Regions from separate parts of the Homo sapiens genome. Here region 2 is linked to region 1. Evidence: chromatin contacts called from ENCODE Hi-C or POLR2A ChIA-PET data. All regions are on one chromosome and are shown on one strand. Each heading gives the region's core, a stretch centred on a gene start or an enhancer-like site at or near the end of the contact. The rest is flanking DNA. Distances are from core to core; before and after follow the strand shown.

Evidence for each region. A loop is a pair of places that touch in the nucleus more often than their neighbours do. ChIA-PET counts read pairs that join two places held with the same protein, here RNA polymerase II (POLR2A). Pooled maps may share reads with other maps.
Region 2: a map of thyroid gland shows a loop between it and region 1 (8-fold over the local background). The contact joins the promoter of FAM174C here to the promoter of PWWP3A in region 1. A Hi-C loop is called at or near these places in 45 of 168 maps with a recorded cell type or tissue (B cell, CD14-positive monocyte, CD4-positive, alpha-beta T cell and 29 more), 8 of 37 single-sample maps with no recorded cell type and 35 of 50 pooled maps. POLR2A ChIA-PET finds 5 or more read pairs at or near these places in 32 of 52 experiments (A673, AG04449, AG04450 and 26 more).

Annotation. Positions count from the first base shown.
Region 1 is chr19:1,351,864-1,358,021 of GRCh38, forward strand. It overlaps PWWP3A (PWWP domain containing 3A, DNA repair factor), which reads left to right and starts at 3,096. Exons shown (of 14, transcript NM_001369789.1): 1 at 3,096-3,272; 2 at 4,461-4,586; 3 at 5,146-5,231. The coding sequence starts at 4,530. RefSeq lists silencers at 2,755-2,854, 2,840-3,000, 2,885-3,174, 3,235-3,304 and an enhancer at 2,897-3,782.
Region 2 is chr19:1,272,131-1,278,974 of GRCh38, forward strand. FAM174C (family with sequence similarity 174 member C) reads left to right here and starts at 3,400. Exons shown (of 3, transcript NM_017914.4): 1 at 3,400-3,700; 2 at 5,053-5,169; 3 at 6,647-6,844. The coding sequence starts at 3,420. The coding sequence ends at 6,647. CIRBP (cold inducible RNA binding protein) reads left to right here. Exons shown (of 6, transcript NM_001300829.2): 6 at 1-2,680. The coding sequence ends at 313. RefSeq lists silencers at 1,357-1,540, 2,907-3,131, 3,030-3,089, 3,100-3,469, 3,800-3,869 and an enhancer at 4,430-4,509.

The sequences.
Region 1 (6,158 bases), core at 1,846-4,345:
TTTAGGAGAGAAATTCATTCTTTAAACAAAATTTGAGTGAGCGCTCGGTGACACGGACTGGGCTTACAATGGTGAAGAAAACAGGACTCAGGGAACTCACAGACGAATGGAGAAGACATTTAATAAAATAAGACCTAACATTTCACCACTGGCACAAGTACTTTAAAAGCATTAATTTATTTAATACCAGAGCCAGAGGCCAGGCACGGTGGCTCACGCCTGTCATCCTAGCGTTTTTGGGAGGTCGAGGTGGGTGGATTATGAGGTCAGGAGTTCGAGACCAGCCTGGCCAACATGGTGAAACCGTCTCTACTAAAAATACAAAAAGTAGGCGGGTGTGGTGGCGTGTGCCTGTAATCCCAGCTACTGGGGAGGCTGAGGCAGGAGAATGGCTTGAACCTGGGAGGTATAGGTTGCAGCGAGCCGAGATTGCACCAGTGCACTCCAGCCTGGGCAACAAGAGCAAGACTCTGTCTCTAAAACAAATTAAAAAAATATACCTCATTTGAGCTCATAGGAGCTTTGAACTCCTGGGCTCAAGGAATCCTCCCATCTTGGCCTCCCAAAGTGTTGGGATTACAGGCGTGAGCTGTTGCCACGCTGTGTTTTGTTTTGTTTTGTTTTTGAGACAGGGTCTTGCTTTGTCATGTGGAGTGCAGTGGTGCAATCACGGTTCACTGCAGCCTCGACCTCCCAGACTCACGCAATCCTCCTGCCTCAGCCTCCTGGGTAGCTGGGACTACAGGTGTGCATCACCATGCCTGGCTAATTCTTTTTTGTTTTTGTACAGGCAGGGTCTCACTATGTTGCCCAGGCCTGTCTCCAACTCCTGGGCTCATGTGATCCTCCCATCTCAGCCTCCCAAAGCACCTCCCAAAGCACAGGCGGGAGCCACCGCACTGGGCCCCACTCCTCCTGAGGCAGAGGCTTGGATCTGGCACAGCACCCCTTCTGCTGTATTCCCTGGGCTGAAGCAGGTCACACGCCAGCCCAGGATTTTTTCTTTTTTCTTTTTGAGACAGAGTCAGTCTTGCTCTGTCACCCACATTGGAGTACACTGACGCGATCTCAGCTCACTGCAACCTCCGCCTCCTGGGTTCAAGAGATTTTCTTGCCTCAGCCTCCCAAATAGCTGGGATTACAGGTGCACACTACCACGCTCAGCCAATTTTTGTATTTTTAGTAGCGATGGGGGTTTCTCTATATTGGCCAGGCTGGTCTCGAACTCCTGACCTCAGGCGATATGTCTGCCTTGACCTCCCAAAGTGCTGGGATTACAGGCCTGAGCCACCGCCAGCTCAGATTTAACGTGAGAGGATATCAGAGACATAGTTCTTGCCAACCACCCACAGACCACCACCCCCATTTTATAGACAAACTGAGACGGCTGAGCAAGGTGGATCCTACCTGTGATCCCAGCACTTTGGGGAGCCGAGGTGGGAGGATCACTTGAGCCCAAAAGGTCGAAACCAGCCTGGCCAGCATAGCAAGACCCTCTCTCTACAAAAAATAAAAATCTTAGCCAGCCATGGTGGTGCGCACTGTGGTCCCAGCTACTCCGGAGGCTAAGGTGGAAGGATCATTTGAGCCTGGGAGGTTGAGGCTGCAGTGAGCTATGACTGGGCCGCTGCACTCCAGCCTGGGCCACAGAGCCAAACTTCGACTCAAAAATGTAAATAAAAATAAAAAACAAGTGAAAGGTGAACATTCTCAACTTGATAAAGGAAAAAAAATCAGTCGCTGAGGTTGCTGGGATCGACCGAAGACACAAACCTTCTATTCCCGCAAATGTGAGAAGGAAAAAGAAGTTAGAGCCGGCTTTGCTGTCGCCCCTTCCCCTTGAAGAGTCGGGGCCAGTGCGTGACGAATGCTGCTGTAAGTCTTTTAATTTTTTCCTTTTTTGAGACGAAGTCCCACTCTGTTGCCCAGGCTGGAGTGCAGTGGCGCGATCTCCCCTTACTGCAAGTTCCGCCTCCCGGGTTCAAGCGATTCTCCTGCCTCAGCCTCCTGAATAGTTGGGATTACAGGCATCGCCACCACGCCCGGCTAATTTTTCTATTTGTAGTAAAGACGGGGTTTCACCATGTTGGCAATGCTGGTCTCGATCTCCTGACCTCATGTGATCTGCCCGCCTCGGCCTCCTGCTGGGATTACAGGAGTGAGCCTGTATCTTTTTTATAGAGATGGGGTCTCGCCATGTTGCCCAGGCTGGTCTCCAATCCTTGGGCTTAAAGGATCTGCCAATTCGGCCTCCTTTGCTTTTAAAGAACTGTGGGGGCTGGCGAGGTGGCTCAGGCCTGTAATCCCAATACTTTGGGAGGCCGAGGCAGGCCGATCACCTGAGGTCAGGAGCTTGAGAGCAGCCTGATCAACATTTAGTATTCTCTACTAAAAATACAAAAATTAGCCGGGTGGGGTGGCGCGCACCTGTAATCCCAGCAGGAGGAGGCTGCAGTGAGCTGAGCTCGCGCCACTGCACTCCAGCCTGGGTGACAGAGCGAGACTCCGTCTGAAAAAAAATCAAAAACCGCTCAGGGAAAGGCCTGACACTGATGGAGCGACCGCTCCGGGGCTCCCGCCACCCGCGGCTGTTTCCGGTGCCCCCCGGGGTCTTGGGACCCTCCCAAGGTGGGTCCTGCTCTAGTTCAGAAGCTTATGACGCCTTTGCGGGGATGCCTGGCTTTGGGATCGGTTGGGATCTGCTGGAATTGGGTCCGTGGCGCGCAGCTCCCGGGCTGGGAGGTGCCGTAGGACCTGGAAGATTCTCGAAAGTTCTGGAAGGTTCTCTCAGGGATCGCCGCGGGCGGGGGAGCCTGTTTTCCCACCGAGACCCGCGAGGGCGGTGTCCGGGGTCTGACTGCAGGACAAAGGGCCGGGAGCGCGGGAGGGCGGCGCCCGGGAGCGGCCACACATGCCCCGCCAACCGGTCTCCTCAGGCAGCACTCCCGGGAAAAAGGGGTAGACGCGCGGCGGAAGGGGCGGGGCCGGCGCGCGGCCGTGGACGCCGGAGAGGGCGAGGCCGGCGCTCCTTGGGAGCGCGCGCGTCCCATTGGGCAGCGGGCGGAAGGGGGCGGAGCTTGGCGCCGCCGCGAGGCAAGCCCCGCCCCCGGCCCCGCGGGGAGCGGCGGCGGCGGCGGCGGCGGCGGTGGCGGAGGCGGTGAGCGCGGGCGGCGCGGACGGCAGCGGTTGGCGGGCGGGTCCTCCGCTGTTGCGGCCGCTGCGGCCTCCTTGCCCGGGCTTGGGGCGCCGCGCTGGGGAAAGCCGGGGGCCCGGTGAGCCCGCGGGATGCGTCCCCTCGGTTCCGCCGGGCGGGGCTGAGGCGAGGAGGCCGGGCCTGGGGGGAGGGGGGGCCCCGGCCTAGAGACTCCTCCGGGAGCGCCCGGTCCCTACCGCCGTGGGTCCCCCACTCTGCCCGGACCCCCTTTTCCGCCCCTGGCGCCGTGGGCCCCTCACTTTGCCTGGACTCCTTTTCCCGTCCCTGCCGCCCGGACCCCATCTCTTGCTTGGACCCGCTCCCCCATCCTTGCTGCCTGGACCCCTATCTCCTTCCCTGGATCCCCCTCACGTCTGCCGTGAACCCCATCTCTTGCCTGGACCCCCATCTGCTTCCCTGGATTCCCCACCCCCAACCGTGAAATCCCCCATCCCTGCCACCTGGACCCTCCGCTCCACCTCCTCCGTGAGCCCTCGTTCTTGCTCCCTGAGCCCCCCCGCTTCTGCTGTGACCCCCTTCTCTGTTGCCTGAATCCCCCGTTCCTGCAAGCCGCAACCCTTCCTCCGCCATGAAATCTTGTCCCTGCTGCCTGGACCCCTACTTCTGCTGCTGCTGTGATCCCCTCTCTTGCTGGAAACGCCACCCCTACCTCTGCTGGGAACCTCCTCTTCCCTGCTGCGGGGACGCCCCCCTCCGTTGTTGCTAAATTCCACCCCCACCCCCAAACCTCCTTTTCATTTCTGTCAACAGCCAAGCCAGTCCTTCCCATTGATGCTGTGAACGGTCTGCAGCTGTCCCCGTTCTTTCAGGGACATGGCAGCCAAAAGAGCAGTCGTTTTTCCGCTCTTATTTTTGTGTGTGTGCTGTGGTCAACTGTTAACTCCCCAAATTGGGGAGGGTTGTGAGCTTTGATTGTGTAAAATGCCTCTCCTGCCGAGGTCGGAGGCAGGTCTTCCGCACGGAGATGATTTATTCAGGAGCCTTTTAAAACTGATCTAGATAGAACCTTTGGGAGGGACTGTGCTGTATTTTATTTATGAAAAAATGCAGGCGCCTCCCTGGATACCGAGCCCCGTCGTTTCTGTTTGTCAGTCTGCTTTTTGGCATTGAGCATCTCAATGCAAGATTGTGGAATTAAACCATCTACTTGAGGCTAAGTCGAGCTAACCTTTGCCCCTGAGGGCTGTGTCTGCGTTAACATCGCCAGCAAACAGTTGTATAAACCACCGTGCAAATTTCGTTCCAGGACACATTGGCGTGAGACCTGGGAGTACGTTGTGCCAAATCATTGCCACTTGCCACATGAGTGTAAATGATGGCGGATGCCAAGTATGTCCTCTGCCGATGGGAAAAGCGATTATGGCCTGCGAAGGTGACAGCCATTATTCTGTAACTTCAGGACTTAGAAATGACTTTCGGGTGACAAGTAAAATCTTGATCAGGAGATACCTAGGATTTGCTTCAGTGAAATAATTGAGCCAGAACACGGTTGGCACTGATTCTCGTTCCCCATTTAATGGGGTTTTGGTCTAGTGCTTCCAAGGTTACACTTCCAGAAATGTCTTTTTTTTTTCACACTAAAAAAAAAAAAAGAATCAGCTGTAAAAAGGCATGTAAGGCTGTAACTCAAGGAAAGATCTGGCAAGCAGCCCTGTGATAGTAAATTATGGTCGTGTTCAGGGAATGCTTTCCAGCAATTCAGTAGACAGTGCTCAGCTGCAATGCAAAAGCCCAGGTCCTTGTCTTTGTCTGCCACTGGCCTCTCATGCCTCAGTTTCCCCATCTGTGAAACAATGGGGATTGGACCAAATATCTGAAATCCCATGGTTATAGGCCTTCAGGATTACCTGCTGCATTTGTGCTAAAGTTTGCCACTGTTTCTCACTGTCAGCTGTTGTAATAACAAGGATTTTCTTTTGTTTTAAATGTAGGTTTTGGCCCGAACCGCGACTTCAACAAAAAATAAGAGAAGAAAGGAATATTTTCTAGCTGTGCAAATCCTCTCTCTAGAGGAAAAGTTAAGTGTTGTGTTGTTTTAATACTGTTTTTTCCCGTGTAGATTTCTGATACTTCAATCCCCTACTCCCCCAAAACAGTTGAAGCCCAGCCCACTCTTAATGGGCTTATTCACCATTTGTGTAATTCATTAATGCTCATAATAACCTCATGAGAAAGCAACTAGTTTGATTTTATGTCAGTTTGGAAGCTGAAGATCCAAACGAGGCATTCTGTGAGATCTATGGAGAGATTGGTACAAACACTGAATACATGTAAATTATACTCAGGGTAGACCCTATTTGTGGTTAAAATAGGGATATTTCCTTTTTTTTTTTTTTTTTTGACTGTTTCTTAATCAGTGCCATGCCAGGAAAATAGGGATGTTTCCTTCCCAGAGATCTGTGTGTCTTTTTTCAGAAACGTCTGTGACAGGCCCATCAATTTTGAAATATTTGGTTTTTGAGCCTGTCACTCTAAACCAGCGTTTAACGTTCAAAAGGCAAATAACTGATGACCAGGCGGCACATTGTTCTGCTCCGTGAGTGTCTGGCACTGGGAAAGGTGTAGATTGTCTAGAATGACAGCAATTCCGACGCCCCAGTCAGTCCTGCGTGATTGTGGCGAGGGCGCGTCTGGCACCGGGAAGGTGTAGATCATCTAGAATGACGGCGATTCCGACGCCCCGGTCAGTCCTGCGTGATTGGCGAGGGTGCATCTGTCGTGAGAATTCCCAGTTCTGAAGAGAGCAAGGAGACTGATCCCGCGTAGTCCAAGGCATTGGCTCCCCTGTTGCTCTTCCTTGTGGAGCTCCCCCTGCCCCACTCCCTCCTGCCTGCATCTTCAGAGCTGCCTCTGAAGCTCGCTTGGTCCCTAGCTCACACTTTCCCTGCGGCTGGGAAGGTAATTGAATACTCGAGTTTAAAAGGAAAGCACATCCTTTTAAACC
Region 2 (6,844 bases), core at 2,150-4,649, 79 kb before region 1:
TTTAGGCTGGACACTCAGACCTTGTCACTGTGCTTGCCCAGAAGAGGCGCATCTGTCCTCTCAGAGCCATTTCTATCGCAGGACGCAAAAGCCAAATGAGACTGACCAAAAAGGCAAGGGAGAGCGAGGGCCCGCTGGGCAGTCAGCTAGGTGCATGTGTGGCCGCAGGCCAGCCTCCCTCGGCTGTGGGGGGTGGTTGCTCCCCGGCCGCAGGCCGCGCCCTGGTCTGGCCTCTGGGGTGAAGCTGCCTCTTGTTGCTTCGGTGCCTTTACACTGTGCCTGCTTCTTGTCCTCAGCTACACACAACGAGTAAAAACCCTTCCTGCTCAAGATCGTCCTTCCAATGGCTGTGTGTTTAAAGATTGTGGGAGCTTCGCTGAACGTTAATGTGTAGTAAATGCACCTCCTTGTATTCCCACTTTCGTAGTCATTTCGGTTCTGATCTTGTCAAACCCAGCCTGACCGCTTCTGACGCCGGGATGGCCTCGTTACTAGACTTTTCTTTTTAAGGAAGTGCTGTTTTTTTTTGAGGGTTTTCAAAACATTTTGAAAAGCATTTACTTTTTTGACCACGAGCCATGAGTTTTCAAAAAAATCGGGGGTTGTGTGGGTTTTTGGTTTTTGTTTTAGTTTTTGGTTGCGTTGCCTTTTTTTTTTTAGTGGGGTTGGCCCCATGAAGTGGGTGCCCCACTCACTTCTCTGAGATCGAACGGACTGTGAATCCGCTCTTTGTCGGAAGCTGAGCAAGCTGTGGCTTTTTTCCAACTCCGTGTGACGTTTCTGAGTGTAGTGTGGTAGGACCCCGGCGGGTGTGGCAGCAACTGCCCTGGAGCCCCAGCCCCTGCGTCCATCTGTGCTGTGCGCCCCACAGTAGACGTGCAGACGTCCCTGAGAGGTTCTTGAAGATGTTTATTTATATTGTCCTTTTTTACTGGAAGACGTACGCATACTCCATCGATGTTGTATTTGCAGTGGCTGAGGAATTCTTGTACGCAGTTTTCTTTGGCTTTACGAAGCCGATTAAAAGACCGTGTGAAATGAACCTTGCTCTGACAATTCCCTTGCATTGCACCACACACTCCTTGCTGCGGGCTCCTGCAGCCAGACCTGAGCAGAGAGAGAAGGTGGAGAAGCAGCGGGTCTGCAAGCCTTCCCTGGGGCCTGCAGAGCTAGAAAGGGAGGCCCAGCAGACTGGCGCTGGTCAGGGTAGGGGAGCCAGGCGGGGGACGGGAGCGGGCAGCTCAGGCCTCAGGGCAGCCCTGGGAGGCTTCTGGCAGTGGTGGCCAGAGGGCTGGACTGTGCGGGCAGCTTAGCAGGGACAGTGGACGTGCACCTGACGCTGACCTGGACTGCCTCAGTCTAGAAGCAGGCCAGAGAGCAGAGGCACGTGGCATCCCAGGGCGACCTCAGACGGCCAGCCGGTTAGCTAGTTCTGCTGTTGCTTCACGAGTTCTGAGCATTCTCTGCTAGCCTATGGAAGCTGCAGCCCTCGGAGGACAGAAGTGTTGTGCGCCCAACAGAACCCTCTGAGACGCAAGCTGCTCCCTTGGCTAGCTCATATGTGGAAATAGCCCTGTAATTCGAGGTAACTCCTTCCGCTCGTGTCCACATCCCTCTTGTTGAGAGCTCACTGAAAGTCATGTGCCCGGGGAATGTTCCTGTGACTGTTTTTTGTTTTTCCTTTTTTTTTTAACTTTGTTTTTGTTTTTTTCAATTAAGCTGGAACTAAAGTCAGGCCCAGCCATTACGCTCCCCACGTGCAGCCAGGTGCAGCCTGGGCCCAGTCATGCCTGGCTCATAGATGAAATCCCTTAAGCAGGATTGAAGACCAGTGAACGCCCCCGCCTTTTGGATTTTTTGCTCAATTGACCGTCTTTTCCAGACCTCTTTAAGTCACACTCTTAACTTAGCTTTCTCTGATGTCTGTTGCCGCCATTAGTTTTTTTCTAGAGCCCACACTGGCCCACATAGCTCCATCCCATACGGGTAGCTGGCTCCAGCTGCGCCAAGGTGCAGACCCGCCCTGGGCATGCTGGCCTGTGACGGAGCCTGAGGTCACAGCCCCCTGACTAGCCTGAGACCTTCCTAGGGGCTGTGGCTGTTTCCGGGGAGGCCGGGAGGGGCAGCTGTGAGCCCTGTGGAGGACGTTGGGAGTAACGCTGCTTTGCTTTGGCAGGTTGAAGGGGCCCGGCCAGGACTCGGGGAAGGGTGGCCTGAGAGCAGCGATGACCTCTGGGGTCACTGTCCCAGGAGGGACTTCACCTGGAACAAGAGCTGGAGGCAGCCGCTTGCCCAGGAGGCTTGTCCCCTGTAAGTGCTTTCGGGAAGAGTGGCATGTGGCGCTGAGCCCTGTCCCGGGCGGCACCTGGGCGTTTCAGTGAGTCCTGCTCTCCCGCACCTATGGCCCCATGGCGGGCGCCTTTCGGTGTGTGTTGGGTGCAGGGCAGCGCCTCCCGGGAGCGCCGGGTCCCCCGCCTGGAGCCCGCGCCTGTTCTCCCTCCCTTCCTCCTCCTTCCAGGAGGCGCTTCGCCAGTGAGGTGCGGGCTCAGGGCCTCGAGTCTCTCCTGGAGCACGGGCTGCGGTGCGCCGGCAGCTTACGGGGCGGCCAGTCCTTGCCCACAACGATGTGGAGCCCTGTGAAAGTCGGATTCGAATAAAGGGCCACGTGTGCACCCAGAAAGCCGAGTCTGTGGTTCAGGGGGGTCTGTCGGCGGAGCGGGGCCACTGGAAGAAAAGCCTGCGGACCTCGGTTCAGCGCACGAGTAGGACCCGACAGGGAAGACTGCAAGGGTCATTGTCCGAGCAGTGACCGCGGGGGGCTCGCCACTGAGGGGGTTCGCAGCGCGGAGACTCCAGTCTCGCGGGATCTGAGGCGCACTCGGCTTCGAGGGAGCGGCGGCCGCGCAGCCGCTGTCAGGCCCCGTCTTGGGCCGAGTCCCGGGTTCCCTGTAGCAGGCTTGGGAGCGGGGCGCCACCTTCCTGGGCCCTGGACGTGGCCGACGCGTTCTCAGTGTCCGTGAGGCCGGGGCAGGAGTGGCGGGGGTCGCCCCGAAGTGGGTGGGAATGAGCGGCCCGAGGTCCTGAAGTCGGGGTCCGCCCCGTCTCCCCGCTGCCAGCCCGATTTCCTCGGAAGCCGCGACCCCCCACGCTGGGCTGGCAGTTCTGGGCTCTGCCGGCTGCGCCTTGCCGGGACTCCCACGGGCGGGCTCCGGGCCTCCGTCCTGATCCCTTGGAGCGGTTCGACGAAGCAAGTTCCGCGGCGGGCGCGCGGGGCACTGTGGGTAGCGCCGGGGCTCACCAGGCGGAGGCGGGGCCCGGCGTCAAGCTCCGCCTCCGCGCCCCATTGGCTGGCATCACCTCCGCGCGCCTGACTGACAGCGCGCATAGGGGCGGGGCGCCGCCACCGCTTCCGCCGGGCCATGGGGCCGCGCGTGCTGCAGCCGCCGCTGCTGCTGCTCCTGCTGGCGCTGCTGCTGGCGGCGCTGCCGTGCGGTGCCGAAGAGGCCTCGCCGCTGCGCCCCGCGCAGGTCACGTTGTCGCCGCCGCCGGCCGTGACGAACGGGAGCCAGCCGGGCGCGCCACACAACAGCACGCACACGCGTCCGCCGGGGGCGTCGGGCTCGGCGCTGACGCGCTCCTTCTACGTGATCCTGGGCTTCTGCGGCCTGACCGCGCTCTACTTCCTGATCCGGGCGTTTAGGTGCGTCAGGCGCACGTGGGCGCCGTCTCTCAGCCTTGGCCAATTAGCGCGCGCCTAGTGCGTCACGTGCCGGGCCGCGGGGTCCTCCCCTCCCTCCCTCCCTCCCTCCCTCTCTCCCTGTTGGAGTGGGCGTGGGCGGTGCTGTGCGGGGTCGTCACGTGGTGTGGGCGGTGCAGGGGCCACGGGACTCACCCGCTCTCCAGCCTGCGCCTGGGGTTGGAGGTGCCCAGCGCGCCGCCTCTTAACTCGGGGGTGACGCTGCCCGTTTCCCAGGTGGGGCCACTGAAGCCGGAGCATGCCGGGCAGGGGTCAGGCCCTGGCGGGGCGAGGGGGCCTCCTTGGCTCCTTGTCGCCGGATGCCCGTCCTCGTTCTCATCTTCCCGCCTGCCGCCAGGCCTTTCCGTGGGGTCCCGATATTTTCCTTTCTGCTTCTACCCACTGAAGCTGGTTCGTCGCCAGGGTCGGCCACGTGCCCGCCTTGGGTGCTCCCACAGCCCGGGAGGTGCAGCTGCGTCCCCAGACCCTCGCGGGGGTCTCCAGCTGTAGGCAGCCCCTGGGCAGGAGGGGCTTCTGCGTGTTCAGGCCACCCCGGCTTCCCTGGCCTGTGGCTCCAGTCTCCTCTGGGCTCCTGACTACCCAGTGTGGCTGCTTCTCCCGGGTGGGAGAGACACAGCGAGGACCTTATCCCTCCCCATCACCACCCTGGCAAAGTCAAGCCGCTTTTTATTTTTTATAAGTTTTTATTGTAGCGATGGGGTCTCGCCATGTTACCCGCGCTGGTCTGAACTCCTGGGCTCAAGTGATCCTTTTTCGTTGGCCTCCCAAAGTGCTGGCATTATAGATGTGAGCACCTGCACTCCGCCATGCTGCTTTTTATGGGCCCTGTGCAGAGCCTCCCCTGTGCTCCACACCTCTTCCTGTGGAAGCACCTGCTGCGCGCTCTCCCCTGCCTGTATGCCGCGCCCTCCCTGCCTCCCGGGCTGCTGGGGCCACCAGGGGCTTGGCCCTGAGACAGGCTTCCATTCTGTTGTCTTTGGCAAAGTCTCACCCCTGTGTGAGCCTCAGTCTTTTCATCAGTGCAATGGGAGTGACATCAGCGTGCCTCTCCTGGGGTCCTGGCGCAGGGGAGATGGGAGGGCCTGGTAGGGCACATGTCTTCTTACTGTCATCGCCATGGGAGTGAATGGTAATCACTTGGCGATTAGGACATGAAAGAAGCAGGCACAGCAAAACCAGGGAGGTCTGCAGCAGGGCTCGGGGCTCCAGTAGAGGACGGCAATGAGAGTCCTGAGGGAAGGAGGAGGCAGGGTTGGCGGGGAGGGGCCACTGACTATGCCTGGACCTACTTCCAGGTTGAAGAAGCCTCAGCGGAGGCGATACGGCCTCCTCGCCAACACTGAGGACCCCACGGAGATGGCCTCGCTGGACAGCGACGAGGAGACGGTGTTTGAGTCCCGGAATCTGAGATGGTGTGCACCCTTCCCCAGCTCTGGGGCCTCGGTGGGCAGGCTGGGCTGGAGACTCAGCAGGACCCTGGGGACTTGGCCAAGCCATGGAGTGGTCCCTGCAATCACAGCTGACAGCGGTAGTCAGGCCATGGCCCCACTGGGCAGGGCTCATCCCTTCTCCCAGCCTCCATTTACAACTTTTTTTTTTTAAACTTAAATGTTTGTCATTTATTTATTTTTGAGGTGGAGTGGCGCGATCCCAACTCACTGCAACCTCCGCCTCCGGGATTGAGGCGATTTTCCTGCCACAGCCTCCCGAGTAGCTGGGATTACAGGCACCCGCCACCACGCCTCGCTAATTTTTTGTATTTAGTAGATAGAGATGGGGTTTCACCATGTTGGCCAGGCTGGGTTCCAGCTCCTTACCTCAGGTGATCCATCTGCCTGGGCTTCCCAAAGAGCTGGGATTACAGGTGTGAGCCACCGCACCTGACCTAAGTTTTGTTTTGTTTTGAGATGGAGTTTCGCTCTTGTTGCCCAGGCTGGAGTGCAATGGCACGATCTCTGCTCACTGCAACCTCCACCTCCCAGGTTCAAGCATTTCTCCCATCGCAGCCTCCTGAGTAGCTGGGATTAAAGGTGCTCACCACTACACCCGGCTAATTTTTGTAGTTTTAGTAGAGACAGGGTTTCACCATGTTGGCCAGGCTGGCCTCGAACTCCTGACCTCAGGTGATCTGCCCGCTTCGGCCTCCCAAAGTGCTGGGATTACAGGTGTGAGCCACCGTGGTCAGCCTTCTTGCTTTTTTAAGGCAGGAAAGCGGCTGCAGGGCTTAGGGTAGTGGTTGCTCCATCTGGGCCCCTCCCTGAGGGATGAGGTCTAAGTCAGGTGGAGAACTGACTGCAGGATGCTTCTGAGCGGGCGGGGTCAGGGAGGGCCTCTCCCTGGTGTAATGGGGCTGGCTTCTGGAAGAGTGTCTCAGGCCGAGGGAACAGCAGGGAGCGGCCGGGCTGCGCAGATGCCGGGCGGGACTGGGGTAGGCCTGGGCATCGAGGCAGCTGTCAGGGGTTAGCAGGGTTCTGGGCAGGGAATGATGGGTATGTTGCGCTGCAGTGTGGCTGCTGGGGGGACCTTGGCCTGTTGGGGGGTGGCAGGCATGGAGGCTGGGAGACCAGGAGACTGGGCGGCCTCTGGGGACAGCTCTGACTTTTTGAGCCCCCAGGGAGGGAGGCACTGGGATCCCTCCGCATGCTCTGACTCCATTCTGGGAACCCCTCCCAGGTTTCTTCTACCTCCTGGCTGGGGGCCCCTTCCCCCGGAGTGGGCAGTTGCACAGGGCCCAGGAGGCCGGGGAGGGAGGCCAGTGGGGGGAGGCTGGGCCCTGGTAGACCGAGGGGCCTGGACAGGCTGCCTGCCCCTGCCTGACCTGGGTGAGCCTCTGCCCGGCAGGGCGGGCCCTTCACTCCTTCCCTCTCACCCTTGACCCCCTGCTTTCAGATGCTGAGCCAGGGAGGCGGCCCTTCCAGCAGCCATGAGGGAAGGACAGGAGATGGGGCCCACCCCAGTGCCCAGCAACCCCCTGCTCCACCGCTCATTCCCCTGCTGGCCCCGGGGCTGGTCTCACCCAGTGCCAACCCGAGAGCTCCTTTTGGAACCTGCACAGCCCGCCGACCTGTTGCCACCTGCACCCACCGC